2 separate regions of the Homo sapiens genome follow, and region 1 is linked to region 2. The links are chromatin loops, found by intact Hi-C in ENCODE. Cell type or tissue: PC-9. All regions are shown on one strand. Each heading gives the region's core, and the rest is flanking DNA. Links, peaks and the distances in the headings are about the cores only. Region 1 holds the start of LOC124901268 (a long non-coding RNA gene). Region 2 has its middle 86 kb from the start of ATXN1.

The links. Hi-C counts contacts between places; a loop is a spot of excess contacts. Peaks named below come from ENCODE experiments on the same cell type or tissue, not always from the same donor. Only the 100,000 strongest peaks of a DNase experiment are listed, where the experiment ranks them.
Region 1: a loop joins it to region 2, with 9 times the contacts of the local background. A loop is called at or near these places in 4 of 110 quality-filtered maps.

Annotation. Positions count from the first base shown.
Region 1 is chr6:16,764,524-16,778,216 of GRCh38, forward strand. It overlaps ATXN1-AS1 (ATXN1 antisense RNA 1), which reads left to right. Exons shown (of 3, transcript NR_136240.1): 3 at 1-2,360. LOC124901268 (a long non-coding RNA gene) reads left to right here and starts at 2,621. Exons shown (of 2, transcript XR_007059480.1): 1 at 2,621-8,971; 2 at 10,074-10,465. RefSeq lists an enhancer at 4,595-4,889. In PC-9, for the core only: CTCF peaks have their summits at 5,305, 6,642 (motif pointing left) and 6,843; DNase peaks (open chromatin) are centred at 1,868, 4,848 and 5,588; H3K4me3 peaks cover 1,020 bases; H3K27ac peaks cover 6,264 bases.
Region 2 is chr6:16,839,453-16,856,384 of GRCh38, forward strand. No RefSeq gene overlaps it. Among named protein-coding and RNA genes, the nearest start is that of ATXN1, 86 kb to the left of the region's middle. In PC-9, for the core only: no CTCF peak of the experiment used is centred there; DNase peaks (open chromatin) are centred at 10,079, 10,139, 10,639 and 11,039; H3K4me3 peaks cover 2,535 bases; H3K27ac peaks cover 4,802 bases.

The sequences.
Region 1 (13,693 bases), core at 715-8,714, 80 kb before region 2:
CACAGGGATCAACCTAAATAAATTTGGGCACAAGTGCAGAAGTTAATTCCTCTATTTATTTCTTTTTTGCTCCTTTTTAGTAAGTACAGCCCTTATTAATTTGTGCTTTTCAATGAAAAATTATTATGTTATATGCTTTGGATAAATACTACTGCACTGTAAGTGCACACATCTGCATCATTATTGCCAAAAAAGAATGCTCTGCTGAGGAATGTACTGGGGTCTTGAACATGAACATTTTCTTCATGGCAGCAGAGGGAGCACAAGAGTGCTTAATAAAACCAGTGCACAGGTCTCTCCAAATCATGACAGATTTTACATTGTAGTATATGTTTTCATTGGAAGTAGCCTGTTATGTAGTTCAAAATGAAGCAAATCAACTGAGCAAACACAGATAGGCTTACCAGGTCATAACAACTATGTAACTGAACAGATTGAAAGTTGAATAAAATAAAGATAAACTTCTTTAGAGTTTTAGGCTTGAATTCTTAAAAGAAAGTGGACCTCAAAAGTGAAAAAGATGCCTTAGCTTTGCTCAAAAACAAAGATAACACAACACAGAATCAGGCAACCCTAAGATGCCTTAGCTTTACTCAAAAACAAAGATAACACAGAATCAGGCAACCCTAATAGTAGCTCCTGTTTATCTAAAAACAGAGTCAGTTCACTGGACCCTACATCAGGTAACTTAATTTCATTTGGTGTCATACATGTTGGTTAAGGTCCATGCGCCTTTTGCTGTGTTTACACTCAGAATAATTTTAGGGGTTTCTCCTTAATGCTTGCAGTGGTGAGGATTTAGGTTTCAGTTATACCTACGTAGTATTTCATACTTTTCACTACTCTTCCATATTGCATCCTCAAAAACTCCCTTGAAGCAGATAACATACTTGGTAAAAGCCAAGTATCCAAAAAGTTATGGAACCACATCGTGCTTTCATAACATTGAGTCATTTAATTGTTTCAGTAGTGCTTTGAGGTATTCATAAATGAGGGAAATTATACAGACTAAAGATCCAGAGCATTTTTTACAGTTTTAAAGGTTTTTCAAAGTTATTCTTAGATAATATGTTTATATATTTATTATTTATTTACAAGCAGTCACTTACTCTGCATCTACAATAACTAAGACTTGAGAATATAAAATTGAGTAAGACATCTTAGTGTGCAAGGAGATCAGAGCAGAACAGATCTTACCTTTGGAAAACTGTTAATTTTTACCACGTTGAAACACAAAGATTCATAGTTGATGCGATCCAGCACCTGCCAGAATCATAGCAATCAGACTTCCAAATATGAGAATCAAACATTAGAATCATTAAAAATTTGAGAGGCGGGGGGGACAGTTGTACAACTCTTGAGCAAAAGTTGACTTATAAGCTAATATTAATATTTCAAATTTGTACGACAAACAAATGTGAAGATATAATGTGTATTTTATTTGAATGTCTTCCCTATCACAAAATCACATGAGTAAGTTGAGTTGGTAAACATTTATTTATTTTTATCTTTTCTAAAATGCTGAAAAGAATTTTTCTCCCACACTAAAGAGGGTTTGCCAAGTTTCTGCCTGGAGCAATTTGTTATGGCTGTGTAATAAATCCCAGAAAGTTTGAATTTTTAATGGAAACACTGACAGAATAAAGAGGGTGTAATCCTACATATGTCATTTAAAAATCTGAGCAAACCATAGTGTGCTTGCAAAACAAATATACTTTCCTTAGATTGCACTCACAAATAAGGCTGGGGAGACCACAAAAGTAAAACAAACTCAAAAGTGAAAAACACTCACACAATAGACTCTGAGGTCAGCTCACCACACCCAGACTAAAGTCACTGGGCTCTGTGCGTGTCACCAAGACTCTTAAAAGACATACTTCTGAATCATCTTTCTTGACCCTCCACCAAACTGTAGCAAGACAGGCTTCCTGGGAATGAAAATGACATTAGCATTAGTCAAGAGTGAAATTAAAGTCATTGTACTCAAACATCTGCCAACAGTCTGTGATTTCATAGTACCCACCTCTGAAATAAGACTCTGTCTACAATTAAAAACAAAGAAAAAAAGGTACTTTAGGTCTTCACTATCCACTATGTCTACTGAGCACTTGAAATGTGTGATTAGTCCAAATTAACATGTGCTGTAAGTGTGAAATATTCCTCAGATTTTAAAAACTTGGTATAAAAAATACATATTTTACATATAATATATATTATTCATTATTCCTATATTATTAATTTTATGTATTATATATACACACATGTAATATCTCCATTTTTACATTGATTAAATGTTGAAAATATTGGGTTATTTTTTAATAGTGTACATTGGGTTAAATAAAATATATTATTAAACTTCATTTTACCTGTTTCTTTTTACTTTTTTTTTTGAGACAGGGTCTAGGTCTGTCACCCAGGCTGCAGTGCAGTGCAGTAGTGCAGTCTCTGCTCACTGCAACCTCCACCTCCTGGGCTCAAGTGATCCTCCTACCTCAGCCCCTGAGTAGCTGGGACCACAGGCATGCGCCACTACACCCAGCTAATTTTTGTGTCTTTTGCAGAGACGGAGTTTCACCATGTTACCCAGGCTGCTATTGAACTCCTGGGCCTTGGCCTCCCTAAGTGCTGGGATTATAGATGTGAACCACCACGCCCAGCCTCTTTTTACTTTTCTTAATGTGGCTACTATAAAGTTTCATATCACATGTGTGGAAGGGTTATATATTTCATTTCTAATGAACAACACTGATACAGATATTGGGGCTGAGGAGGCACAGGAATTGGTTCTAAGAACCCAGTTTAAGATCTTAGACTCCCAGCATGGCTCCCTGCAGTGGTGTGGTAAATAACTTATTTTTCTGCCTTCCCCATGTTCCCCCCTTACACTGTGTAACACAGAACTTATCCTACTCTGTTATAATGATCACTGAGAGTAGACTGTCGGTGAATGCGTGATCTCACTGGTAGATCTGTTACAGGCCTGCAAAACAAAAATTTGTTAGGCTTATCTGTGACTCAGTCTTCTCAAGCTCTGGTACCTTGTCACCCTGGGAGGCTGATGGAAAACCTATGCTCTGTTTTCGAAAGCACAAGCACAAGCATCCTAGAGTTACAGCTGGTTTTGCTGCTTGTGGCTAAATGGTTTGGGGCCGATACTTTCTAGTGACAGATGGCTTTGGACATTGATAATGAAAATTATATAATTTGTTGCTTAACTAAAAAACATCAAGGCCATCAAAAGGAAATCTGTTTAAAAAAAAACTTTCTAATATATTTAGTACCATAGGATACTCTGAAAAGAAATGATTATTTTTAACCATCATTGTTTATTTTGCAAGCAAGACCTAGATAAATTTTCATCAATGCAGCTCTGACCAAGATTGAATATAAGGCAAGTATCATAATTTATGGTCTTAGTCATCTAAAGAACATAGCTCTTCTTACATGGAAAGAAAACAGACAACATTTTGAGGCTTAGAATGAATGAGTTGAACTTTGTTTGGTATTGGCCAGGAGCATTTGGAAATTTATTAAAAGCATTTCATTAACAACTTGGCATTTTGTTTCCTCAAAAGAAATACATTTTCCAAATTTAAATCAAAGCCAGAACCACCATTTTTTGAACTGAAGGTAGTGGCAGCTGATGGTTTGTGCCTGTTAAGCTGAGGGTGCCTTCGGAATAAGATCATGGGCAACAACAGGCTGCAAAAATAAACATCAAATTTTTATGGAAGGAGTGAAGCAGTGTTCTTTGTTGTTCTAACTTGATGACATTAAAATATGTGGCTATAAGCTCTCTTAGTTACTTTATTTTTCTTGAGTCAATATTGGCCAGGAGAAGCTGATCTGAATGAGGGTCAGAGGTTAAGAAAATTATTTTATGAGGAATTTACCAAGTTTACCCCCGAAGAGGGAGAGTTAGAGAAAAATGCATTGGCAAACTTTGCTTTTTGACATAAATAACTAGAATTCACCAAGGGAACGGCCTGTGTCAGGGTTTCAGTGAGGGTTGTCAGGCAGTTTGATATTTGCAGAACCCCTCTCTGTCAGGCCTCTCCAAAGTTTAACTGCTAGGAGATCTGGGAAGCTCTCAAGACTGGCGACTGAAGATACTGATTTGCTTTGTGTCTGAGACACAGGCATAAAACGATGGCTACTGCCACAGATGCTTTCTGACAGAGCAGAATAATAGCACTCAGACTTAAACTGTACATTACAAACAATCCCTTTTTAAGTACAAAATGAATGCACAGAATGGAAGACCCTGTCAGCTAGAATACAAGTAAATCAAGTAGAAGAAGACAAATTATTCACTCATACCACTACAGCCAAATTTTTATTCTGCTAACTGCACTGTCATGAGAGAGCTTTTCTTCTTTGTCAGATGTTAATATTTATGCCTAGTGTTCCATTATCGGAACGCTAAGCATGTGGGAGTTATTTATATCCTACTGCTCGAGGTCATCGCCAAGGTCTGATTGCAAAAATTCAAAAAATTGCAACCATAAATGGGTTAAGAAAATCGATACATCATAGTTATTACAAATATATGAGGCACTGGATGCATTTCCTCTGAGAGCCAATCAAATTACAGGATATGTTTCCTAACTCCCCACACCTATTCCAGTTTAAAAGTTGTAGCTTGAGTACCAGGAGTAAGAACACGTGAACCCTTCACTCCCAGGGCTAGCTTTTCCTGCTGTCAATTTCATAATTATATTGCTCCGCCCCTTGGCTTAGCACTTCCTTTCCCCTCACTACCTTCTCACCCCAACCCCCAGCAATGAATCATCAGGCCTTTAAAGAGACTTAGACGACCCAGTGTGAACTTCGCTGGCATCCTGTACATTCTTATGCCAAAAAAGGGGAGTTGCTCTAAGACAGAAACTAGCCAGACCCTGATGCAGATCTTGGAGGCAACAAGCTTGGGTGCTTATCTGGGAAGATCAGCGAGGAGTTAATTTTCCTAGATCGCAATGGTGATTCAGAATTGCATATCTTAGTTCATGATTGGGTTTTTAAGAACCCAGTTCGACCCTTTGTACAGAAAGGAATATATCAAAGGGAAAAATGTTGGCAGATCTCCTTATGCAATCAGGGCAAAGGAATTTATACCACATTCAACTCTTTGATTTCTCCAGATCTGGCTGAGGGTGGGGTTTCCATATTTGTGCTTTGGCAAATGTGTCCAATAATTAACTCCTCCTGATATATGCCCCTAGTGTTCTTCCAGGTTATCATGTGCTTATTTGTGCATTTATTAAAACCAGAAACATTTTTGCCCCTTCATTGTTTAAATACTGTGTCTGAGTAATACAGGTTAAATAGACAACAAGAGCCTTGCCTTTTAAAGACTTTACTCCCCACCTAAAGAGGTGAAGGAGATATCATTTAAATAACATTATGCGTGTGCATATACCTTCTATATGGAAAGCCCTTTCTTCTCCTCCCTCCTTTTTTTTTTTTTTTTTTTGCATGGAGATTTTATCCTCATGCTTTTGAGATCCGGCTCAAGCATCAACACTTCTGTGAAGTCTTTCTTGATTATCACAGGAGTCTGCGGCTCTGCCCAATGTGTGAGTCAGAGAAGTGCTATTTTCTTATTCTTTTTATTTATACAATATTTTTTTAAACCTCTAACCGAAAAAAACAGGGCCATAAGCACAGATGGAGAGAGTATCCTAAGTGGGAGCTCTCTTACTTGAATACTTCCTGCTACTCCCAAACCCATTTGACCTCCCTTACAGTTTCAGCGTGCAACTGCGCTTCCTTTGTTTATGCTCCAATTATGTGACTCCCCTCCACTGATCAGTTTTTCATGTAACTTTCCACTGCCCTCTGTTATGAGTTGAATTGTGACCCCAAAAGATACATCGAAGTCCTAACCCCAGTAACTATGAGTGTAGCCTTATTTGGGAGTAGCATTTTTGCAGATGTAATTAGTTAGGATGAGGTTTTACTGTTTTAGGGTGGACCCTAAATCCAATGCAACTGTTGTCCTCATAAGAAGAGAAGACACAGAAACAGAGGAGACACAGGGTAGATGACCATGTGAAGACAAGGCAGAGACTGGAGATATGCTGCCACAAGCCAGGGAATGCCAGGGATTGCTAGCAACCACCAGAAGCTAGAAGAGGCAAGGAAGCCTCCTCTCCTAGAGCATTTAGAGAAAGGATGGCCCTGTTGACACCTTGATTTCAGACTTCTAACTTCCAGAACTGGGAGGGAATAGATACCTGTTGTTTTAAGCCACCCAGTTTGTGGTACTTTGTTATAGCCATCCTAGGAGACGAATGCACCCTCCTTATGAGATCCATGATTCCAGGTCTGTTGGATTCTCCTTTCTTCTCTTTATTTACGTATATGGCCCTACCTCTTCCTGCTGCAGATACTCCTAGGTAATCTGTTCTGGATGTACTTTTGGTCTTGCACCTATGACAATACCAATAAACAAAGAAAAGGTCTAATGGAATAGAAAACTTACAGAGTTCTAGAACCGCCTCCTCGTCATCCCAGAAAAACATCTGGCTTCTGGCTCCAGGCCTCAGAGAGCACAAGTACATTACACTCCTGCACGGGGCGTCAGCTGGTGTCGGCGTCCTCCTCGGCCCTCCTCAGCTCCCTCTGCTGGGCGCCCGATGCACCAGCAGCTTCCCTCTTCAGAAGTAGTCTTCCAGCATGTGGGTGGGGTTGGGGTGAAGAAGAGACCGCAAAAACTAAATTAATTTGATATTGAGGAAATACAATGCTAATTGTTTGGCTTTCTTTTACTGTCTATTTGAGTGTTATCAAAGTGCTTATGAAGACCTTGGTCTTTCTGATTCTCCTTTTTCAAAAAACCAAAAAAAACCGAGAAGCTCATTTGTTTCAGGAAGTTTCCCTGAGCGAGTGGAAGGGGAGGCCTCACACTGAAGCCAGAATACAAAGGAAGTCCTCTTGAGATGGATAAAGCAGTTCTTACATGCAAATCTCAGAAAATGGCAACTCCATCTTTCCACCTGTTCAAGCCCAGAACCGCTGGCAGTGTCTTGACTCTCTCGTCAGACCCCACATCCAATTTGCCAAAAATCCAGTTAAATCTACCTTCAAAACATATCCAGAATCTGACCATTTTTCAGCCCTGGGACTGCTACCACTGGAGTTAAACCACCACCGTCCTTCGTCAGGGTTACTGCGACAGCCTCCTAAATTGGCCCTTACTTCTCCAGTTACCGGCCCACACCAGTCTACTGCCTGCATTAGGTTGATGCCACAGCTCTGCTCAGAGACCAAGGGCTCCCCCAAGGTCAAGTAAAAGCCCTTCATGGCCTACAAGGCTGGCCTCGATCAGGTCCTCAACTTTTCTGATCTCATCTATCCCTGTCCTTGCTCCCACACTGCCAGCCTCACTGTCCTCTTTGCTGGTCCTCAAATAAGCCAGCTGCTCTCTTGCCTCAGGGCCTTTGTATTAGCTGTTCCCTCGGCTTGGAATGCTTTTCCCTCTTGTGTTCGCATGGCCCACTCCTTCATCTTCTTCAGGTTATTTTTTCTAAGAATCAACCTCCTAGTGAGGCCTGCTGTGAACACCCTACTAAAAATTCTACTCCCTCACTTTCCCGATCCACCTTGCCCTGCTCATTTATCCCATAAATGTGTTGCTTTATAACATTCTATGTCATCTACTTTGTTTGTTTGTTTATTGTCAGGAGGGCAGAGATTTTTTTTTTTTTTTGTCTGGCTCATTCATCTAGAATAGTTCTTGGCACATGATAGACACCCACTAAATAGGCATTGACTATTAAATGAATTAATCAGTAATGTTTTCCAGAACCTACTATGTGCAAAGTTCTGTCAGCCCCCAACACAATGATTATCTCATTAGGAGCTAATCCAAAACTAATCCATCTGGTCCACACTATGGTATAATATATGTTCTCTTTACTTGACCTTTGCCTTAGTGTCTGACATGACTATTAAAGCTGAGTTGGAATGAACTGAGTCTCACACTCAGGCTTTGCAGATGTCATTTCATTTCATCCCCATGATGATACTGTGAGATAGAGATCATGATTCTCACTTATTAGGTGATTAAACTGAGGCTTGGAGTTTAAAGGACCTGCCCAAAGTTCAGGGTCACCCAGCACTGGTTTCAAAGTGAAGTTATCCACCTATGCAGCTTGAGAATTGTTAACAAGTCATTACCTGAATGAAATAGGACAGTTACAGTCATAACACTGCATTGCAATGTTTTGGCTAAGGGACCATTTTTAATCCAATCTCTAGTTTTTGGATTATACATGAATTGTGAATAACACCTGTATCCCAGAAATTAAAGCTAGTGATGCTCATTGAGAACTGAGTATTTCTCCATAAGCGAATTGGCTTCAGATCAACCTAAGTGGTTTCCCAACTAACAGAACTCTATTCCAGCTTATAATTTTTACTCATGCTGCTACATGGGCTGGAAATGATTCTCACTTGAGGTTCATGCTTGAATCCCTAGAACCCTTTCCTATTAAAGTCCTGTCTAAAGTATCCCATTACAGTAAGGACGAAGGAGATCGTAAAGGGCCAACATGAATTCTCAAGGCTAATTTAATGACTTAATTTCCTTCAGTTACTCTGGGCTGAACTTCTCCTGTTCTACCCGCAAGCTTCCCAGAGTCCTCTGTGACCAGAATCGAAGCATAGTGTCTGAAAGTAGCCTGGCCACACAAGATGTGCAAAACACTGTAACCTCTTCACAGCCTCACTCCACTTTGTATTTGAGGGAAATGATTCTAGAAGCTGAAATAGACCAGAGTTCAACAGTCTGGGAAATTTGAAGAAGAAAAAAGGAAGAGAAAAAAAAAAAAAAAAAAAACCAAGCCCTGCATTTGCAGAGATGTGAAGAGAACCCAGCTCTCTGAAGTTGGAAGGAAGTGAGAAGACCCTATTTGTGGCTGCAGGAGAGGAAAAGAAAAGAGACCCGCAAGGAAACTACCAACAGATGGTAAATACATTTTTAATTCTTCTGTCATACTGTGTGGACTTGTGCACATTTGTCCTGCTGTGTTAGGCTCCCGAAATAGCTAGCCATGGAATTGCAGAACAGTTCTGCTGCAATTTGAGATTTAGGAAACCATGCTAGCTGACAAAACAGGAAGGGCTCATAGTAGGATGGAGTGGATTTGCTCCCAGTTTGCAGCTCCTCAATGTGGCATCTGCTGTCATTCTTAGTGCAGGAAAATTCTCTCACATGTCAGGTCTCATTGGTGATGTTTTGCAACATACTATCTCAAATTGCCCCCCGAGCCCTAGTTATAATTATTAAATGTTGACACTATGCATATAACTCCCAAAGATTAAAGAGAGTGAGGTCCATTGATTTATGAATCCTGAGTCCTCCAGGGAACATCACAAACACACATGGCAGCCCAGATCTCTTCACCTAGTCTTCCTCATACTTTTGGTATGAGGTTGCTCTACAAGAACCTAAAGAGGTAGGACACAAAAGCACATTCAGTTGACTCCACATCTGAGAAGTGACCAGTGATTGGTACCAGGAATGAGTTAGGTTCCCAACCCCAACACCATCTCTCAGTGCATCTGCAAAAAAAAACCACAAGTGTCAATTAATCTAACTGGATGCAGGATAATGAGGAGAGGGTGGCCTATTAATTATAGTGTGAAAATATAGCTATATAATGCCATTTTATTAGAACTGGAAAGATCCTTACAGAATCTAGTTCAATTATTTTTTTTTCATTTTATAGACAGGAATCTGGGCCAAAGAGTTGCAGGAAATTGGCAAAGATCATACAACTAGTCTGTGGCAAATTCAGTACTGGAACCTAAGACATCTCCCTCCCAGTCCTGTGTTTGTTCTCCTCTAGTCCTCATAGAAGGTGGACACTGCTGTGATGAGCAAAATCCAATTCTAGAAGATTTTGATCATGGCAGCCCGCACACTTGGGTTCTTATAAAGTGAGATGATGGCATTTCTGTCTGGTCTGTAGATGTTTGGGAAACTGGTTGATATTCTTTACAAGTAAGATTTCAAGCTAAAATAGATTTGTTAATTTCTGTCCTAACCCCCTGTGGATTGTTTCTAGATTATATAGCTACCACACTATTTGGCACAGCTGGGATCCTCTTTTCATGAAATAGCAGGGAAGATTGGTAGATAAGGATTAAAAAGCACTGGCAGAGGAGACAGGGAGACTTACACAATTACTTCCTACCCAGTGCCTTCCTGGTCTAGGAACTTCTTCCAGCCTCTTTTGGAGAGAGAGGTAAGTGGGAGGAAAGGGGATTTTTATCTTTTTAGTAAAAGAAAGGATAACAAAAACACTTTAGCACTGCTCAATTTGATGAAATCTTGATTTCACATAGTTTAAGTTTCTACCAGACTAAATATATTCTTGTTCAAAATAACATATATATTCATAGATAACTTTTCCAGTGGATACATATGTAGTTCATTAATAAAAACTCTTCTCAATCAGCTATTTTAAAAAGTGTTCTTTCCTGTTTTCTAGAAAGTTAATCGGTAAGCTCCTCAATAGCTGGTTTGGCAGTAAGGTCTTAAATTTTGCAATTTTAGTCAGCATTTTGCTTTGTTGTTTTGCACATAATTTCAGCAACATTTTATGCTATTTTTTTTGTTGTTGTTCTTTTTGAGACAGTGTCTCACTCTGTCCCCCAGGCTGGAGTGCAGGGGCATGAGCATGGCTCACTACAGCCTCAACCTCCTGGACTCAAGCAAACTTCCTGCCTCAGCCTCTCAAGTAGCTGGGACTACAGGCGTGCACCATCACACCCCGCTAATTTTTTTTCTTTTTTGCAGAGATGGGGGTCTCACTATTGTTGCCCAGGTAGGTCTCAAACTCCTGGGCTCAAGCAGTCCCCCTGCCTTGGCTTCCCTAAGTGTTGGGATTACAGGCCTGAACCATTACACCTCGCCTTATCCTATTTTTGTGGCGGTAAAAAATTATACTTGTTAGATATACACATGGAATTCTTTGTTTTGAGAATTAATTTGATCATTTTGAATATTCTTAGGAATTCACTGTCTACTTGATCATGGTGGATAAGCTTTTTGATGTGCTGCTGGATTTGGTTTGCCAGTATTTTATTGAGGATTTTTGCATCAAAATGTGGCACATATACACCATGGGATACTATGCAGCCATAAAAACTGATGAGTTCATGTCCTTCGTAGGGACATGGATGAAGCTGGAAACCATCATTCTCAGCAAACTATCGCAAGAACAAAAAACCAAACACCCCATGTTCTCACTCATAGGTGGGAATTGAACAATGAGAACACATGGACACAGGAAGGGGAACATCACACACCGGGGCCTGTTGTGGGGTAGGGGGAGCGGGGAGGGATAGCATTAGGAGATATACCTAATGTTAAATGATGAGGTAATGGGTGCAGCACACCAACATGGCACATGTATACATATGTAACAAACCTGCACATGTACCCTAAAACTTAAAGTATAATACAAAAAATTTTTAAAAAGAAATTCACTGTCTATCTCCATGATCTAGTAATGGAATGGGGGTGGAGGAGGGTAAGAATTATCTTAAGTGAATTATTTTCAGTAGAGCAGTAATGAAGGCACACTTTAGGTTATTTCATTCCTATGATCCAAATTTGATTATCTAGCTAAGATCACTGGGGGCATTTGAAGCTTTAATAATTACAGCTCAAGGCCTCAGGAAAAAAAAATTACGTTTACTACACATTCACACAGCTTTTCAGAGAGTTGCCAAATGAGGGCTGATTTAAAAAATAGATTGATATCAAGATTCCATTTTGAGAGTTCAAACTCTGTTGACATAAAAACAAACGCTAGATTTAAACAATTGTTTTGTGTAGAACAGTTAAACATTGTTTATTTGAAAGAGTAAAAAACATAAGCTATTGATTTTACCTTTCCTTTTGGAAGACAGCTTTAGGATTTTTCCCCTAGAAAGTTTTGAGGCCAGGATTTTTACTACAAGTGCCGTGTTCCCTGACGTGCCAGCACAGCTTTGAAGCTGTCTCAGCTTCTAGGTCAAAGGCTCCCTCCCTGTGGCCAGATGCCAGTCTTATCCTTAGACTCCCATGAGCTTCAGAAATAAATCAACTTTTCAGTAAAATCCACTGACAGCTCTGCTTTACATAAAAGCATGCGGCCTGAGGATGTAATGCAGTTTTGCATTTTAGGTGGATAAGAAAAGAAAGAAAGCATCCCATATCACTGAGAGACCATTTCAAATGGAGTTGCCATTATGAAAGCCAAGGGGTGGCTTGGAGGTATTGCACCCACTCTTCCTGCAGCCTGTCCAACCCCAGCACATAGTACTCACACAGCAGAAAACCACTGTAGTACAAATGGCTCTACAGTGTTCTCATCCTTGTATAGCACTGGTTAGTAACATCCATGAATTGAAGAAGTGTTGAGCAGGTCAGCACCCTGAGGCCAAAATTTCCTCCTTGTGGTGAGAAAAGAAACAAATGAAAAAATTCCTCTCCGTACAACAATGCAAAGTAATCTCACAATGTTGGAAAATACAAAAGAGGCAAGACATAAAAGAAGGCTTGCTATACTGTTCCATTTGTACAAAATTTAAAAATATGAAAAACTAATCAATCATGTTACACTAATTATACTTGTTTACCTTTGATGAAGAGAGAGGATTAGGATTAGAATGGGACATGATGATGGCTTCTAGGGTGCTAGAAAGTTCTATCTTAACCTGGGTGGTGGTCACAGAGGTGTGTTCACTTTGTGACAATGCATTTAGAATAATGCTATTCTAAAACATTAGAATAGGGCTGGGCGCGGTGGCTCATGCCTATAATCCCAGTACTTTGGGAGGCTGAGACGGACAGATCACTCGAGATCAGGAGTTTGAGACCAGCCTGGCCAACATGGTGAAACCCTGTCTCTATTAAAAATACAAAAATTAGCGGGGCATGGTGGCGGGTGCCTGTCATCCAGCTTCTTGGGAGGCTGAGGCAGGAGAATCGCTTGAACCTGGGAAGTGGAGGTTGCGGTGAGCAGAGATTGCACCACTGTACTCCAGCCTGGGTGACAGAGCAAGACTTTCTCAAAAAAATATACAGCACTTTTGCATAACTAAACTAATAGATATTGAGAAAAACCGAAAATTAAGACAAGTTCAGGAAAAAAAAATGACACCAAACCCCATGGTAGGGCAGTGGAAACTCTCATGCCTGGATCCAGGGAATGCTCATTGCAATTATTCTTCTTGGTTAACTGTTTGGCATTATCTACTGAAGTTGAAGACACGCATATTCAGTGATCTGGATTTCCACCCCTGGGTAATATCCAAGAGAAATATGTACACATGAGAACCAGAAGAACAGCAACTCTATTCATAACAACCCTAAACTGAAAACAAGTCAAAATATCAACAGTAGAGAAGATAAATAAAATGTCATATATCCAAACTTGGAATACTATACAGCACTGAAAACAAATGAACCACAGTACTCTCACAACATGGATGCAACTTAAAAATTAAATGGGCCAGACATGGTGGCTCATGCCTGTAATCCCTGCACTTTAGGAAACTGAGGCAGGAGGATCTCCTGAGGTCAGGAGTTCGAGGCCAGCCTGGCCAACATGTTGAAACCCCATCTCTGCCAAAAATACAAAAATTAGCCGAGCGTGGTGGTGGGTGCCCGTAATCCCAGCTACTCTGGAGGCTG
Region 2 (16,932 bases), core at 5,315-13,314:
AGTGAGCCGAGATCGCGCCACTGCACTCCAGCCTGGCAACAGACAGAGTGAGACTCCATCTCAAAAAAAAAAAAAACAAAAAAAAAAACTAACATGTATTACTCTGCTAGGGGGCTGCCATAACAAAAAACCACAGACTGAGTGGCTTAAAGAACAGATATTTATTTCTCATAGTTCTTGAGTCTGGAAAGTCCAAGATCAAAAGACCCATTCAGTATCTGGTGAAGGCTCTCTTCCTGACTTGAAGATGGCACCCTTCTCACTGTGTTCTCACATGGCCTTTCTTCTGTGTGTGCAGAGAGAGATCACTCTTTCTTCCTCTTTTTATAAGACCACCAGTCCTATTGGATTAGGACCCCATCCTTATGACCTCATTTAACATTAATTTCCTCCTTTAGCAAGAACTATTTTCAAACAGTCATATTGGGAGTTAAAATTTCAACATATGCAGCTGGGGGAGACACAATTTAGTCCATAGAACCTGTAAGGCCTACTTCTGCTTTGCCTCTGGCTCTCATTTGAGGACTCACTTGCCCCCTTGGGCATCGATCTAAGATATGGGGAGAGTATTAGAACAGGTGGGGTAGAAAAATGACCCCCAGGAGGTAGAACCAAAATGGTGCCATGCAATAGATCAGCTTATCCAACCGGATGTTGAGTTGCTGCATTATGTTGAAAGGAGGTAGCAGGCATTTCCTTGGTCTCTGATAAACATTTGCTTTCTTCCCTCCCCCCTTTTATGTTATGTTTACTCCTCTGTTTTCTTCTTTCCTTCTTGTTTTCCTTTTCCTCCTTTCTTCCTTCATTTCCAAAAGTACAGTCAGACACGGTGATTATTCTTGGTCCTTTTAATGATGGTTATCTGCTATTGATTCTCCCAAAATGAAAGGGCTGACTTTGGGGAAAGGAGCAGGAGAGCAGAGGGGTAGAATAGATGTGGGGGTGGGGAGGGAAAGTGGTGATAGGGTAGGGGTGGTGGCAGTGCAGGACAAGAGAATGACTGTGTTGTATCACGGCAGGGAGGCATGTGCTGACACAGAGCAGGAAATACCCCCACTCGATGACTCTGGGTCTCAATTTTCTCATCAGTTAAAAAATATGCCAGAGTAGAAAATCCCCAAGGTGCCTTCCATCTTTAATGTTCATTACCCTCGGTAGCTCCTTCTACCTTACCTTATGGGGAAATGGCATTGATAAATAAGGCTTTTTGTGTGCCTTGTAAGAAAATCATCATGTGAATTCAAAGTATTGCTCAAATTAATTCTAATGAGGTTCAGGGGGAAAAACAAGTAACAACCAAAACTCTTTAATAAAGTGTTCTAAAAAGAAAAAAAGAATTATCGCCCACTTCTGCACTTCCTGCTTTTGGCAGGGACTAGAAGTGGAAATCTGAAAACACTGTGAGACAGTCTGTTCTCATGGTATTTCTAGCTGAGAACAGGAAGGAGGGGAGATCTCATATGAGTGAGAGAGCCTGTTTTTCAGTGATTAGCAGGCCAAAGAAGCTTCACTGGGCAATCAAGCTTGACAGCACCTCCAAAAGTTTTACCTTTATTTGGTCAGCATGGCAGATTTTGCCGGCAGCATCATCACAATCACCAAGGAGGCAGCTATCTCCCATCATTAGTACTGAGGGGCTACCTCTCTGAGGCTGGGTGTTGGGTGCTGGAGACCCAGACGTAAGCAATGTGGCCCCTACCCTTCTGGAGTGTATAACAAAGCTGGAAGGATAAGGTATCTATAAATGAAAAATAATTACAATTCGAAGTAGCATACGCCAAGTGCTGAATTTGCCATGCAGACAATGCTAGGAAGGCGCCGTCCGCACATTTCTGGAAATTCCTGATGAATTTGCATTTGCTCTCCACCCCACCATGGTGCTCTCATCACTTATCACAGAAATATTTTGCACCTTTAGGCAAAACACGTCTCTTCATTCCTTTAACTCTTTTGCCCATCTCCAGTCACAACAGACTTCCCTGTGTGTAATGCAGATGAATCATTGAGGCTGAATCATGTTAACAATAAGCGTTCAATGATTAATGCATATTGATTGGTTGGGCATGCAGGAACCAACCAGAAAAATCCCAAAGTCTAGACTAGATTGCCTCGTCCCTAATTACCTGCCAGAGAGTTACGTGTACTGGCATCTAAAGCTGCAGCAGATATTCTAGGGAATGCCCTTGCTCGCTGACTCCATTAGACGTCATAAATATCCTAAGGTGAGCGTCCATGACATCTTTACATCTAGGGCCAATCAAGGGCTCAGGTACAAGGGTGAGCATTCCCTCTCACCCTTTCACTCCAGCCTCCAGGTGCAGAATACAGGAATCGCCCTTGTGAGAGCAATTCTCTCACCTACTAAGTGGAAAACTTTCCTGGAAAAAGATAAAAAAAAAGATTTGATTTTCCCCTAGAGATAATGTAGTCATAAGGATTATGTTCTGAACAAGGAATTGAAATTCAGTGCTTTATTGAAATGACCACCATTATCATGTTTAATCAACTATTTAATTAAATCTGGGTGATAGTCCTATACGGTGAATAGTAAAATGCTTACTAAAGGGCATGCAAATTCGACAGATACAGTTGGAGCCCATCACGTTGAATTGACTACAAGGTTTTAACCTGGGTGGCTACTTTGTGCCATGAACCAGTTGGGAGGCTGGAGGAATGCATTCAGTTATGGCATGGAATTCAGAAGTATTTCTTTGGATTAATTTTTCCTGGATCTTTGAGAAAACCTAGGATTGCTTCATGACTTTTATTTCATGTTGGGGATACAAAAATGAAGAAGACACAGGCCCAGCCATCGAAGGAGCATACAAGCCAGCTACCCAAATACATACAGATACCCAAACACAGGGGTTAAGAGGACTTTGGGTGTGGGGCTCTGCAGACTGGGAGTTGAGCATAAAATGTGACAATCATCAATGTTACAAACCAGAATGCTGATATCAGGTAGTCATGTTTAAGAATTACATACTCCCAAATTTTTTATTACATATTAATTGTAGGAAATTTATAAAATAAAGGCACAAAAATGAAAGTAAAATCACTCCTACTGTCACCCAACGAGAATCACTGTTAAAATGCTGCTCTATAGCATTCTAGTCATTTTTCTTTGCATTCTTAGGTGGAATTCTTAGTAGAATCACATTGTCTGTTATTTTACAAACTGTTCTTTTCATTTAACAATATGCTGTGAGATATACCATGATTATTTTCCCACACAATTTGCTGTCCTGCTACACCATGATGGTTTTTAATGGTTTTATAATGTTATGTCCTTTGGCTACACCGCGCTTTATTTATCCAGTCTCCTAGAGTAGGACATTAAGACAGTTTTCAGTGCTTCACTAATATAAACAACGCTGTGATGAGAATCTTTGTATATAAATATTTGTGCATCTCGCTGATTATTTCCTTAGGATAAATTTCTAGAAATGAAATTGCTATATTATAGGCATGGAAATCCAAGCCTGGCAGCATGGCTAATATTGAGATTGCAAAACAGGCATGATGAGAAACTGACCCATATATTTCAGCAATGCTTGTGTTTTTGTTTTATGGTTCCTTTATATTGTGTAAACAATATAGTGTGATCTTAGACATAAAAATGTTGGTCATCCTGGGTCTGGCAGCAGAGTCTACCTACTGTTGGCTGCCATTTTGTCAACACTGGCACTTGTACTCTAAATGTGGCCAACACAACTAGATTTATCTGCCACTAAAATGCACAAACAGAGCCTTACTTACCCAGAATGTTCTGTCTTTTGAGTCCTTGTTGCATTTTTACTTCACAGGGTCAGAATTACAATTCTGGGCTGATACATGATTAAACTCAAGAGCAAACAATGAGTTTGATAATACATCCACAATGTAGGGAAAAAATGTTTATCTCCGCTACATGCAAGGTGTATTACTTTTAAAAAGTAGGTCACAACTTCAGCTAGAGCATTCCATGTTAGCAGTCATATTTAGGGTGAAAATGTCATTTGACTATCAGCTAAGGGCACTGCTATTTTCATAAATATACTGAGAGGTACGTATTTAAAAGGAAGTGGCCAAAGGCACCTTACTCAGTGTTTTAATGTTCTGCTTTCAGAATTGTTAGTGCATGAGATCCATAAGTTAGTGTATGAGATCCGTAAGTAATTATATGTTTCCATATATATGGAAATATATAAGTGATGGGACTCTCTTTTTTCCTCATTTGTTTGTTCATTCAATCATTCAGTCCTTTCTTTCTCTCTCTCTGTCTCATTTTTTTTGAGACAGAGTTTTGCTTTTTGTTGCCCAGGCTGGAGTGCAATGGCGTGATCTTGGCTCACCGCAACCTCCACCTCCCGGGTTCAAGTGATTCTCCTGCCTCAGCCTTCCGAGTAGCTGGGATTACAGGCATGCGCCACCACGCCTGGCTAATTTTGTATTTTTAATGGAGACGGGGTTTCTCCATGTTGGTCAGGCTGGTCTCGAACTCCTGACCTCAGGTGATCCGCCTGCCTCAGCCTCCCAAAGTGCTAGGATTACAGGCATGAGCCACCGTGCCCGGCCTCATTCAGTCCTTTCTACAGCTATGTATTGAAAGCCAGTTCTGTGCCTGAAACATGATTCAGCCAATGCCCTCCAAAGCTTATAGTCTAGTGCAGGAACAGAAAGTTAAAAAGCCTTTAGAGTACAGTGTCATGTAGTACTGGATCTCTGTTCCTCTTCTTCCTTTGAGTCTGCTACACCCTGTCCTTTCCCATCCCCTACATCCATATTTCCAGAAAGAGCCTGGGGGCTAGGGCCAAGATGACTCAGGGGTTCTGTGGGGCCCAACAGAGGCTGGGACCCAGGGAGCACCCGCTGGAGCAGGCTCACTGCTGCGGCTCTGCCTGGAACATTTGTGGAGCCTGGGGCCAGAGTACAAATTGAGGCCACTTACCATCTGTCGAAATATATAAAAATTGTAAATCAAGTTAATAAGCTGTGAACTGAAATATAGCTTCAGATGGACAAAATTGAAAAAACGTGTAAAGCTATGGTTTTTATATGATGGAAAGTTGGAAGACTATCAAGCAGTGGGATTTAATTATTGTCATATATGGGTGTTCTGTTGATGGCAGGTTTGCGTAAGTGAAAAAGGATACGTACTCTCCTGGGAAAAACAGTGATTGTCTCTGGGGATTGGGACCGATGCATGAAGAGGGGTCTTTTACTTCTTGATTTAGGTAACTTCTAAAAAACAATGAGATTATGGAAATTTTTTTTCCTCTGTTTTCTCTGTTTTTCAAATTTTCTAAAATAATCATGAATTGCTTAGGTATTTTGAAAGAAAAATAAAACTAAAAAGAAAGAAAAGTTAAGACTAGAAAATCATTCTAGGATTAGAAAGTGTCCCATTAAGTTGAATTTCCAGAAAAAGATTGTATTTAAATTTTTAGACCTATCTGATTATATCCCACAAAGTTAAGAAATTGATTAAAGTTAACCCCAGAAGCACTAAACAATTTTCTTCCAGAGGTCATGGAGGAACTGGAAAAATGCCCAACCATCAAAAAATGGGCAAATAGAGAAACTATATTTTAAAAAGAGAATGGGTACAACCAAGGAACTTATTGCCTGATATTTCCAGGCATAGTATTTTTACAAATAATCAAATATCTATTTTTCAATGAGCTTAGACATTTTAGAATTTGGATAATTTCTATAATAAGATATTTCATTTACTTAGCGATTTCAGCTTTTCAAAGTGTTTCCTGTCAGTTGTCTCATTTTATCCTTACAAGGACTCAGTGAGAGAAGGAAGATGTCATCCCCATTTTCCAGGTAAAGAAAGTGAGGCTTAAAGAATTGAGATTGGGCCCAGGTCCTACGATTGGCCCCCTGTTGAATAAGGACCAGAGCATCGGTCTCTTGGATCTCAGTCCAGTTCCTTCGCCACGGTGCTATTAATAAGTGTACACAATGAATTTTCTAGAATGTGCATGTATTTCTAAAAAGTTTTGTAAATGTCTCTACTTTTTTTTAAAAATTTGTTTTTTATGAAACTCACTTGAAAAAGGCAGCCAAAATTTCTCTATGAGCCACTAAAGAATATTCAGCACCCGTTTTAAGAGATGCCTGACTCCCCTATAAGTAATTCCACAAATGAAGATCTTTATAGAAAGTGCTAATTAGTGCTAAGTACCTTTAGAGATGCCTTCCAGGCTAATGTCCAAGGATGTACCAGGTGGGGGAGGAAGTTATAATAACCTTTCCCTCAGGGACTCAGCTGATTTTCTGTGGTGAGGAGAGACTATAAGATTATTTTACTTAGTGCTTATGATATGCATATGTTAATATTATTATAAGACCGGCAGTATCTCAGTTACTTAATCAGTTTTTTCCATTACTATTATCTTGTAATAGTCAGCATTTTACCCATTCTCTTAAAAAATACACTTTGGGAAGGTAATTTGATTTTTGTGAATTAATTTTTTAATTAATTAGAGTTTAAAATGTTTCTAATTTAACTTATAGTTTATTCATTATGGTTTTAGTGCAATACATACAGAGAAGCCAAACAATCTTCCATCCCCACATCACACATACCTAGGTCAACAGCCATAAATAACTGAGGCTGTCATCCAGGTGGGCGGATCACGAGGTCAGGAGATTGAGACCATTCTGGCTAACATGGCGAAACCCCGTCTCTACTAAAAATACAAAAAATTAGCTGGGCGTGGTGGCAGGTGCCTGTAGTTCCAGATACTAGGGAGGCTGAGGCAGGAGACTGGTGTGAACCTGGGAGGCAGAGCTTGCAGTGAGCCGAAATCACACCACTGCACTCCAACCTGGGCAACAGAGCCAGACTCCATCTCCAAAAAAAAAAAAAATCACTGGGGAAAAAATGCCAAGATAAAACTGAAAATCTCAGGTCGATTTATTTTATTTAATGCAAAATCTGAAAAAAAAAAAATCTAGAACTTCATGTAAAAGGCTATTGCTCAATTAAAACAGAGCAAAACAAGGGGTGTTTTCTGAAGGGTGCTCCCTGATGGAGGTATTTTGGGATGTGTATGGCTCCCTGTCTTGCCTAAGTCTGAAAGTGAACAGCATTTTCACTGTAATGATGTAATCATTGCCGTTGACAGATTGGAGATAAAAAAATTTAAAACATGGACATCGGACCATTTTTTCCCTAGGGCAGAAGTCTACAGTTCTGTAGATAAATACATTTTCTCCATATGCATGCATTTTATTCATGTCCTTAGCATGATTGTGTTGACACACTAATATTAGGTTGGTGCAAAAGTTATTGCAGTTGTTGCAATTAAGAGTAGTGGCAAAAACTACAATTATGTTTGCATCAAGCTAATATAATTAATCTGGCCTATTGGAGAAATAAGCAGATTGCTCACATTCTTAGAAAAAGAGCACCTGCTTTCATTCACTGATTTTGTGACAGCTTTGACGACAATAGCAAAATAATTATAGTAAGAAGCCACTAGCAGGCCTTAGCATTTGCATCGTAGGGTCATAATTGGACTAAAACTGTTAAGAAGCATGAGAAGGTCAGCTTTCCACTGCCTTTAGCATTTGTGTAACACTGGGGAAGTATTAATGCATCTGTTATTTTAGCTGGGCACCAGCCATTCAGAAAGCTAAAAGCAGCCATATCTAAGCCTTTTTAAGTTTTCTTAGCCATTGACTCATGCCTTATCCCCTCAGTTGATGGCAACCTGACTTTAGCCAAGCAAACAATATGCTAACAGCACAAACAAAATTGGTCCCTCTCCTTTTTAGAGCTGAGGAATATACTTAACAAAACCTGTGTATTTCCATGCACATAAGTCCCTAAGCACTACATTTCAGTGGTTTACACATCTAATAACGTCAGGAGCTACTCTTCTACCCAGGCTGTAAACCTAACCAGAGCTATTTTGGCATAACAGATACAGTTTGCAGGGAGATTTAAATATGATTGTGGCTCATAACTGTCAACAAATAACACAAAGCCTTATACCCTTCATCAGAAAATCTGAATTTCAGGTGTAAAAGTTTATCGAGGAGCTGCTCCATCTGCCAGGATTGCCTTGCAAAATATGGACAGACATCTAGTTTCTTTGTCCCTGTGTTTTGGAATTTCCAGGAAGCTGGCTTTCCACATTTAATTGGGAAATGAGAAGGGCGTTGGCGGCAGCATTGCCTGATGGGAAGCATCATGGTAGCTTGGTGGGAGGGGCTTTGTTCTCCTTCCAAACCATCCCAAATGAATGAATAAGCAGCGTGCTTGCTATGCCAGTGCAGCATGGAAGTCTCCTACCCACCTTCAGCAGGTTGCCTTTCATTAGCTCCCCGCTACAAAGACATTTTGTGGTGAAAGTAAAGGCTGACTTGGTGAAGTTATTGGCAAATGTCCTGAACCTCGACCTCCACCTAGAATTTCCCACTCACATACAGTAATAGAACAAGCCGGAATGAGTACTGAGCTATGTATTTGCATGAGGCTAAGTCTAATTTTAAATTGTGAATCCATTTGAGCTGTGCAGCTCACTTGAGGAAGGATGGAGGATTGAGCAATGCATATGTAGAGACTCACTAAAATTTGTTATGTAAATGAATCACCCATACGTACAAGCACTGTGCAACTGTGGTGAACTCGGCACTCACCATCCCTATCCTCAAGGGTCTCTTGGGCTAGCGAGGGACAAGAACAATGGCAATTCCAAAGCATTCTTTGACAGAAAAACAACAACAACAATAACAACAAAACTAACACACGATGCTATAGTATCAGGCCAGAGGGACAGCCAACTCAGGTGTGCAGAAACTGGGAAGATTTCAAGGGAGAAGTTGCATGGAAGTCAGATCCTGAAGGATGTGTAGACATTAGTTATGGGTAGAGAGGAGGGAGGAATACTCTAGGCAGATGAAAGCCCATGCTTAGCGATCTGTTTTGAGGTAAGAAAGGTGAGCAAGACATGGTCACAAAGGGCCTTGCAAAGTCGTGTTTTGAAATTTGGGCTTTATCCTATGAGCAGTGCTTAACCCATTGAAGGGTTTAAGCAGATCAGTGATATGATCAGAATCAGATCTGGGTTTTTTAAAAAAATCATTCTTTGTTTGAAGCTTATTTCATCAGGATCCTCTCTACCTAACATTTTGCAAATGATGATGACTATACCTGAGTGCATTATTGTCTTTTTTACAATATGGGAGTATAACATTAGCATTATTATATAAATGCATGCCACCTTATTTTAAATGACCATGATGCCGATAAAATAATAAAAATAACCACAATAAAATTTGTTGAGTGTTTACTGAATGCCAGGAACTGTGCTAAGCTTCTTATAAATTTTCAAATCTAACCCCTTTGAAATAAATCATGTTACTGCCCACTTTGTAGATAAGGGAATAGTAGATAAGAAGCTGTAAGTAACTTGCTTAGGTCATATGGGAAACATGGATCAAAATTGCAGCGCTGGTGGTCAGACAGCAGAGACTACGCTGCTCCCCACTCTCTAGACTACAGTTCCGCTCCCTCCTCTCCACCCCCTCCAAAAGAAAAAGGTGAATGATCACATCAAAAATAGTCCATGAAATTAGCTGGGAAGTAATTTTCACCAGAATGATTGATCCAAATATGCTGGGTGGACATCATGACCCCGTTGGTATGTGTGTAGAAACTGGGTACCAGCTTAGTCCCTTGCTGAAAGGCTGTTTGTCATACTCTGGTGCAATGGTTTAAGGAACTTCAAATTTAACTAATTAGCAAGAAATAACGATAATAAAAACACTCAGACTTAGGGACATTGGAATCTCTTCATCTTAATGAAAAGAATCTTGTGGAAAAGGAACAAAAACTATTAAGAAGAGTGACAAGATTAGCCTGTATTGAGGATGAAAAAGTGTGAATCACAGGTTAAAATAACAAGTTTCCTAATACCATTGGATTGTGGATAGGATCTGGGCAATTTGGCCTGTGGTGATCTCACCTATGTAACGATATTACAAGCATAAAGAAGATGTCATCCTCACTAAGCAACTCAAGTTGCTTCTCCAGGATGTACTTCCTTCCTTAATTATGTTTTACTAGTGCACGCCCCTATTTGGGCAATCACATGTCACCTCTTAATCTCATCGGTGATGCTTGCGTTAGAGGAAGATAACAATTGCACTCTCATTAATTGCCTGCTTATCTGGGCTGACATTTCCAAACCCACACAGGGAGCCCATAACTTTCTGTTCAAGAATATTTTAGTCCAACTAAATGAGCATTTCACTGTTGACATACTAAATAAAAGGGTTGACTCACTCGTTACCCTGGAACCAAGGCTGTATTCTTAGAGGGTGTCACCTTACAGAGCCCTGGTGTCCTTAAAAAGAATCTGCCTGTTCCTGAACTCTCATGAAATTCTATATTCCAGCCTTCCGAATCCCAGAAGCCGGCTAACTGGTAAAAATTGAGAATGAGATGCTGGCGTGTGGAGAATACTAGGCATGATAGGCTAAAGAAAGGAAAGCCCTTCTTCGGCAATCGCTGGATTTAACGTCTTATTCAGGGACCAGACTTGAGCTGGAAGGAGGGGAAGATAAAGTTTGGTTTTCCTGTGACTGACTGGCTGTGCCCACAGAAACAGAGGCCTCCTCCCGCAGCCCCAGCAGTTGCGGTCAGGGAACCTCGTGCTGTGTTAGTGGCTGTGCTACTCTTTGTACAACAGCCCTGTCTCTCCAGCTCTGGCTGGAGCACAGGCCGCAAATAAATTGCTAACATTTAAGTGCATCTGTTGCAAAGAGAGAAGCACAGAGGACACTGGGGAAATTTCGAACCAAATTTCAGGACTGAGCTCATAAAAGCATGCACCATCTGTGGAATTTTGTTCATATGCATCACTATAATGGGAGGGGGGCAATAGAGAAGGGAAAAAAGAGACAGATAAAGGATTGAGTGGTAACTGGATTTCAAACTGAAGTGTCTCTTCTCAGGTCGGTTCTCAGGTGGCATTTGGGCCAGGCAGGATCCTATCTTTCCTTACACTGAAGGGTCTGGCCGTGGGGATCTAATTGCATGAATCAGCAACCACAAATTCCTTCTGCCCCTGTGTCTAAACACAATTTCCCCCTGCCCTCCACCCTCCATCTGCCCCCCACCCTCCATAATTTACTGATCCTGTACAAAGATTTAAGTAAGACTTTCCATCTTTCTTCCTGCTGCTTTGCTACTGCCCCAGGCTGAGCTGAGTCTAACTCTTTTCCTCCCATCATCCGTGTGGCAAAAAAAAAAAAAAAAAAAAACTAAACGCAAAAACAAAACAAAAACAAAACCCTGATCATTTTCTGATAAGCACTTTACATTTCTATAGCGCAGGAAAAGGGAAGTTCCTTCAGAATCCCTTTATAGATGATCGCTCTCATTGTCTAACAAGCTTTTCATTGTTTGTAATTTTCATTTCCCTCCACAGTTCAGGGCACTTTGGAAAAAAACTCTATTCAGCACTTTTCCACTCATAATTCACGAGAAAAGAGTCATGCAGTATAATAAGGATAATTAGCTCTGACTGAAAATAATAAGCTTGGCACCAGAGAGCCCCCCCATGCACACAGTATCCATTTATCGTTTTGTGTACCCTCTGTCAAGGCTAATCACTACTCCTGTAATTACTAACCTGTTGAAAGGACAAAGGAAAATGCAATGCTGTACTTAAATAAATAACACTGCTTCTTCCCATATCATCTCAATAAAACTCTTTTAGAACAGACTCTTTCCTTACAATTTTAGAGTTTAAAACTGCTGTTGTTTGTCCTCAAAAATATGATTTGCTATTGTAAGAATGATTTTCACTGTGTATGCATGGAAGAGGGGTTGCATTGCTTTAATTTAGATTCTTGTAAGATAAAGATAGCTGGGAGTGATGATCTCATGTTTAATAAGGCTCAACATTTATGTCGCGTGCTTCCTTTTCATTAATTTGTTAACCTTGGCGCAGTGTGGGAACAAGCACCATGTGAATGACCATATGCTTCCCCTGTTATTGTATCTTAATCCAGACCAGCAGACACTTGTAGTTTCCCTCCTAGGAGAGATGCTGCTGGTCATGCCAAACCTAAGTGGAGAAAGATGTAGACTAATAAAGTCCTCTCTCTTTTCTAGGAGTGATGCACCCTGGGAAGGATTAAAACACAGGTTCCGATTGTCATCCTTTTCATTCCTCATTTATCTGCCTGTCCCGCCTGATCCTACTAATGATTTTTTCTCTTCTGTACACGCTCTGAACCTTGTCTGCTAGGAAACAATTCATGTTCTTTTGGACTATGCATAAAGAGGGTTGTGGATGTTGGTGTTTCAAGATAGTGAAGTCTGTTGTCTCAGCCCACCCTCTCTCTAAACAGAATTCTCAGTCCTCAGAAATAACCTTCTTTCAGGTTTACACAGAAAGAAGTATCCACATCAGACACACAAAGTTAGCTTGCATTCATTTCTGGGATCCAAATGGTTCATCTCTTATCAAAAGACGAAAATGAGAAATGTTGTTAAAGAGATTGCTGAGTCATTGTTATGAATCTGTAAAGAGTTACAGAGAACAAGGAAGGTTCAAAAACTGGGGTGTCATTCTGATTTCCAGAAAGGAAGTGAAAGTGAATTCTGGCCAAGATGCTAGAATGGATTATTTAAGAGAAGCAGCAATGATCACTAGGAGCTAGCACTGGTTCACTAAGAACAAATCATGTCAAACACAACTCATTTCTTTCATCGACAATATAACCAGGCTTATAGATAAGGAAATAAGCTAGATTTTTGACCTTTGTTTTCCGTCTATATTTGAAGCTTCATTAAGAATCTCACAAAATCATAATATTCTTGTGGAGGAACTGGCAGATTATTAGTGGAATATTAGTAATAACCATTATTATTAGTTATTACCCTCAAGCCAGAAAAACTGGAGGTGTTCAGGGAGAAGAAAACAGGGCAATAAGGAATTAGATACTATATCCATGAGAAACAACAGGGAAAAAGAGACTTTTTAGGGGGGACAGAAAAGAAAAAGTGTCCTGGGTGATTGGACTTCCGTATGGAACTGTGAGTAGCACTTGGACCACAATGGCAAAAAGTGACAGGGACCTGGATTCCAGCTCAACCATCAGAGCTATCCAAAGATGGAATGAGTTGCCTCTGAAGGTTCAGTGAGTGCTCCATTACTGTAAAATCACAAAGGGCTACTTTACAACAGAGTAGAATTTCATAGTTTACAAAATCTTCACGTAACTCCTTGTCTTAAATCTTTTCCAGGCAAGCTGAAACCTGAGGCTCTATCTGAAGCTCAATGAGTTTTAGGAGAACTGGTCTAGTCTAGGGCTCCTGGATACGGATCAAAAAAGGAACTGAACATTGCATTTTGGATGAAGGCCGTCTTGGGAAGTTCCAAAGTAATCTGAAAAAGATCTTATTGGAAACGGAGATAGAGGAACAGCAAGGACCTCGCCAGAAACAATGTTAGTCGCTAATGCTGAGTGATGCTACTGCTCATGGGATGGAGGAGTGGCCACTGTCTACTGCAACCTTTGGAGAGAGGGAGGCAGCCTTCTGAAAGTCTACACTAGACTTCCCTTGTCAACAGCAGGCAGAGAGCTCTTTAAGACACTGAGCCAGTTCCAAAATTATCACATTTTATCCTCATAACTACCCCTCTGGGTGAATAGGAAAAGCACTTGTGTCTCCATTTTTCAGAAGAAGAACCTGGAACCCAGAGAGTTGGTGTAAAATTTTCCAAGCCACACAGCAAACATAAGGCAGAGCCATACGTACAACAGCGTAGGTCTTCTGCCTCACTGCAGGCTTCATCGCACCAAGGTCAATATGAGAACATAGGGAGCAGATAGATACGTTAACACAGACAAATGGATCTTGCCACCCTGGCATGCTCTGTATTCTTTTCCTCCTGCCCTGATTTCTATAATTTGTTTGACTGCAGAAAACTGCAACATCTTCTGGGTCTCCCCATTGATCTACTTGTACCTATCTGATATATTTTTGAGGTAGAGTTCATAATGCTACCAATTCTTTTTATTTGAATCTGTCTCAAAATCATAGTGTATAGACGTTCATTTGCTCCTGCTTATAATTACAGACTAAAAGATATTATTCAAGCCTCTAAGGAGTTGGACGTTTGCAGCCACTCAGACAATTTATAACTGTCAGTCTAAAGTAAGATGGTGAGTTCTTCATTAGTCTGGAGTCAGATCCCAAAGTGGAGGGTGGGCCCAAGTGGTTAGGACTATTTTAGCTTACCAAGATACCTGGGCATTATTGTAATTATTTTGGGAGGAAAACATCCCTTTACTATATTTATGTCTTTAAAAGAAAACAGTTTTGGCTGGGCATGGTGGCTCATGCCTGTAATCCCAGCACTTTGAAAGACCGAGGCAGGAGGATCACCTGAAGTCGGGAGTTTGAGACCAGCCTGACCAACATGGGGAAACCTCGTCTCTACTAAAAATACAAAATTAGCCGGGTGTGGGGGCAGATGCCTGTAATCCCAGCTATTTGGGAGGTTGAGGCAGGAGAATCACTTGAACCCGGGAGGCGGAGGTTGCAGTGAGCCAAGATCACGCCATTGCACTCCAGCCTAGGCAACAAGAGTGAAGTTCCATCTCAAAAAAAAAAAAAAAAAAAGAATTTGCTGAATCATTTATTGGGTTTAACCAAATATTATTATTTAAAAAAACACTACTTATATTTTTTTAAATGATTTTTTGAGCTGGTCAATGCATAGCCACATACAATAGATTAATATAAAGGCATGAATATGTAAAGAGGACAAACTAATCACTCCCAGGCATAAGTCATTTCAAAGAATCATAGTTGCTAGTTGTGATAATGAGAAGAGTGTCTTTGACTTGAAAACGCTTATAAGTAGGATGCCGTGCTCTTTATGAGTTTTGAGTTTCCCAAAGACCTTTGAGGCTCATGTTGAGTTAGGAGAATGAGGAAGGAATTTTTCTGGACAGAGCTTCCTTCTCACTTTAGTTGAGTATTATTATGAGCTGTCGGAGGGGTAAATAACCTTATAAGGATAAATCTAAATCTGAATTCCTGGGACTTTTGCTGCAATTATTTTATGGTGGCATTAGGAATGCTCAGGAGGCTCTTGTCTAATCTGCCACCTATGAAATAACATTGGTAATCATGTAGTAAAGAAGGGAATTCTGAAAACCTCGTGGAACAAAGAAAATGGTAGTGTTTAGTCTAAACCAGAGCAGCAAGTTGAACTTCCTTTGTTTGTCTTCTTCATTCTGTCTCACAATCTCTTCTTTCCCTCCCATCAATCCTCACTCGACAGTTAGGTTCCAGGTCATTTTCCAATTCACTCAAATAGATGCCTCTGATGACCCCGTATCACACTGTCTAGCTGCTCAAATCTCTGAGAATATCTTCTTGTTACTATAAACTACAGATTGTGGGAGATATAAAAATTAGTTAGGCACAGTTCTCATCTATTTAGGAAGACTATCCCTGTGTAAAAATAGAGCCAATGAGACAATCAGACAGTGCAATGCCAGACAATGGTAAATGCCTGGCACTTAGTACACACAATAGGAGCTACATAACTTCAGAAAGCAAGTCCCTTTGGATTCAGGCAATCAGGGAAGGTTTCTCAAATGTGAGAAGTGAGATGAACAATCCCTGGTGCCCATAGTTCTTATGAAACTATACCTGAGTGGCTTCCATATAAGTCTTATTCAAATGTGGCTGTTTAGTTGCAAAATGACTCAACCCAACTGCCACATGCATAGTTTATTTGTGGCTACTCAACATTCTTTGTTATTTCTCTGTGCCCAAGCACACTTAAATGGACTTGTTTTTATAGTGTTGTGCTATAATTGTAGTTGGATTCAAGATTGGACGCCAGATATAGGTGAGGCAAGGCAAGGTTAACGTGGAAGCAGTTTATCTGAAAACAGTTGAGCTGTCAGGAGCACTGCAAAGTCAGAAATCAAGACAAGGGCAAGAGGATAAAACTCAGCAAATAAACTGGAACTGGCTCAAAGTATCAGCACTCACATAGACATGGGCATATGGATATTTCAAAACTGAAGGTACCTTCCACAGATTGTCTTATGGACTTTATGCTAGAATAGAATCAAGGGAAGAACTGGATGGGTAAGGCTCTGTAATAGGGAGTAAGTTAACCACCTAGAAGAGGAAGTAATTAGGTTGTGGTATAGTAAAATATATGGGGCAAAACACAGACTAATCTTTACACTCAAAATTCTTTTTGGGGTATCAAATAGTTTACTTAGCTCAATTACTAAGTAAACATAGTTTACTTAGCTCAATTTCAGATAATAGAGCATGAAAATATATAATTGATTATGTTGAAACATTGGTTGTGGGGGAAAGTGGTCATACTGGTCCTGAAATATGCTAATTGGAGCTCTCTTAGAGTGCTGAAGTTTGATCTAATCCACACCTAGGAACATCAAAACACTCCTTGAACTTCCAGGTTAATTTTTCACGTGCCTCTAATGGTAGCACTCATCTTTTCAATGTAGACAAACCTTATGATTTTCAATGAAAGTGCTCATGTAAGACCTTTAAAAACCAAGACCTGTGTGTTCTTCATGAAAATGTAAGAGTCCCTGACATTTAGGGTAACAGAAGGAGTTGCTCTGATATTCATTGCTAAATTTACAAGATTTGGCTGAAACTCCAAACGTCTGTCCTATCACGGTGGAGTATTAGTCAGTCTTTAAAACCTTTAGCTTACTGTACTCTGGTGTGTGAGTGTGTTAAATGCCATGAACTATGTGACTGGTGGGCAGATAAATTGCCCAGATTCAAGCAATTTTTCAAGGCAACTATTGACTACATGGAGTCATTTAGCTTAATCTAGGCATTCAAATCATTTGGGAGAAGAGGAGAATAACAGACGTGAACCATAGTGTCCAGGAGAGTTAGAA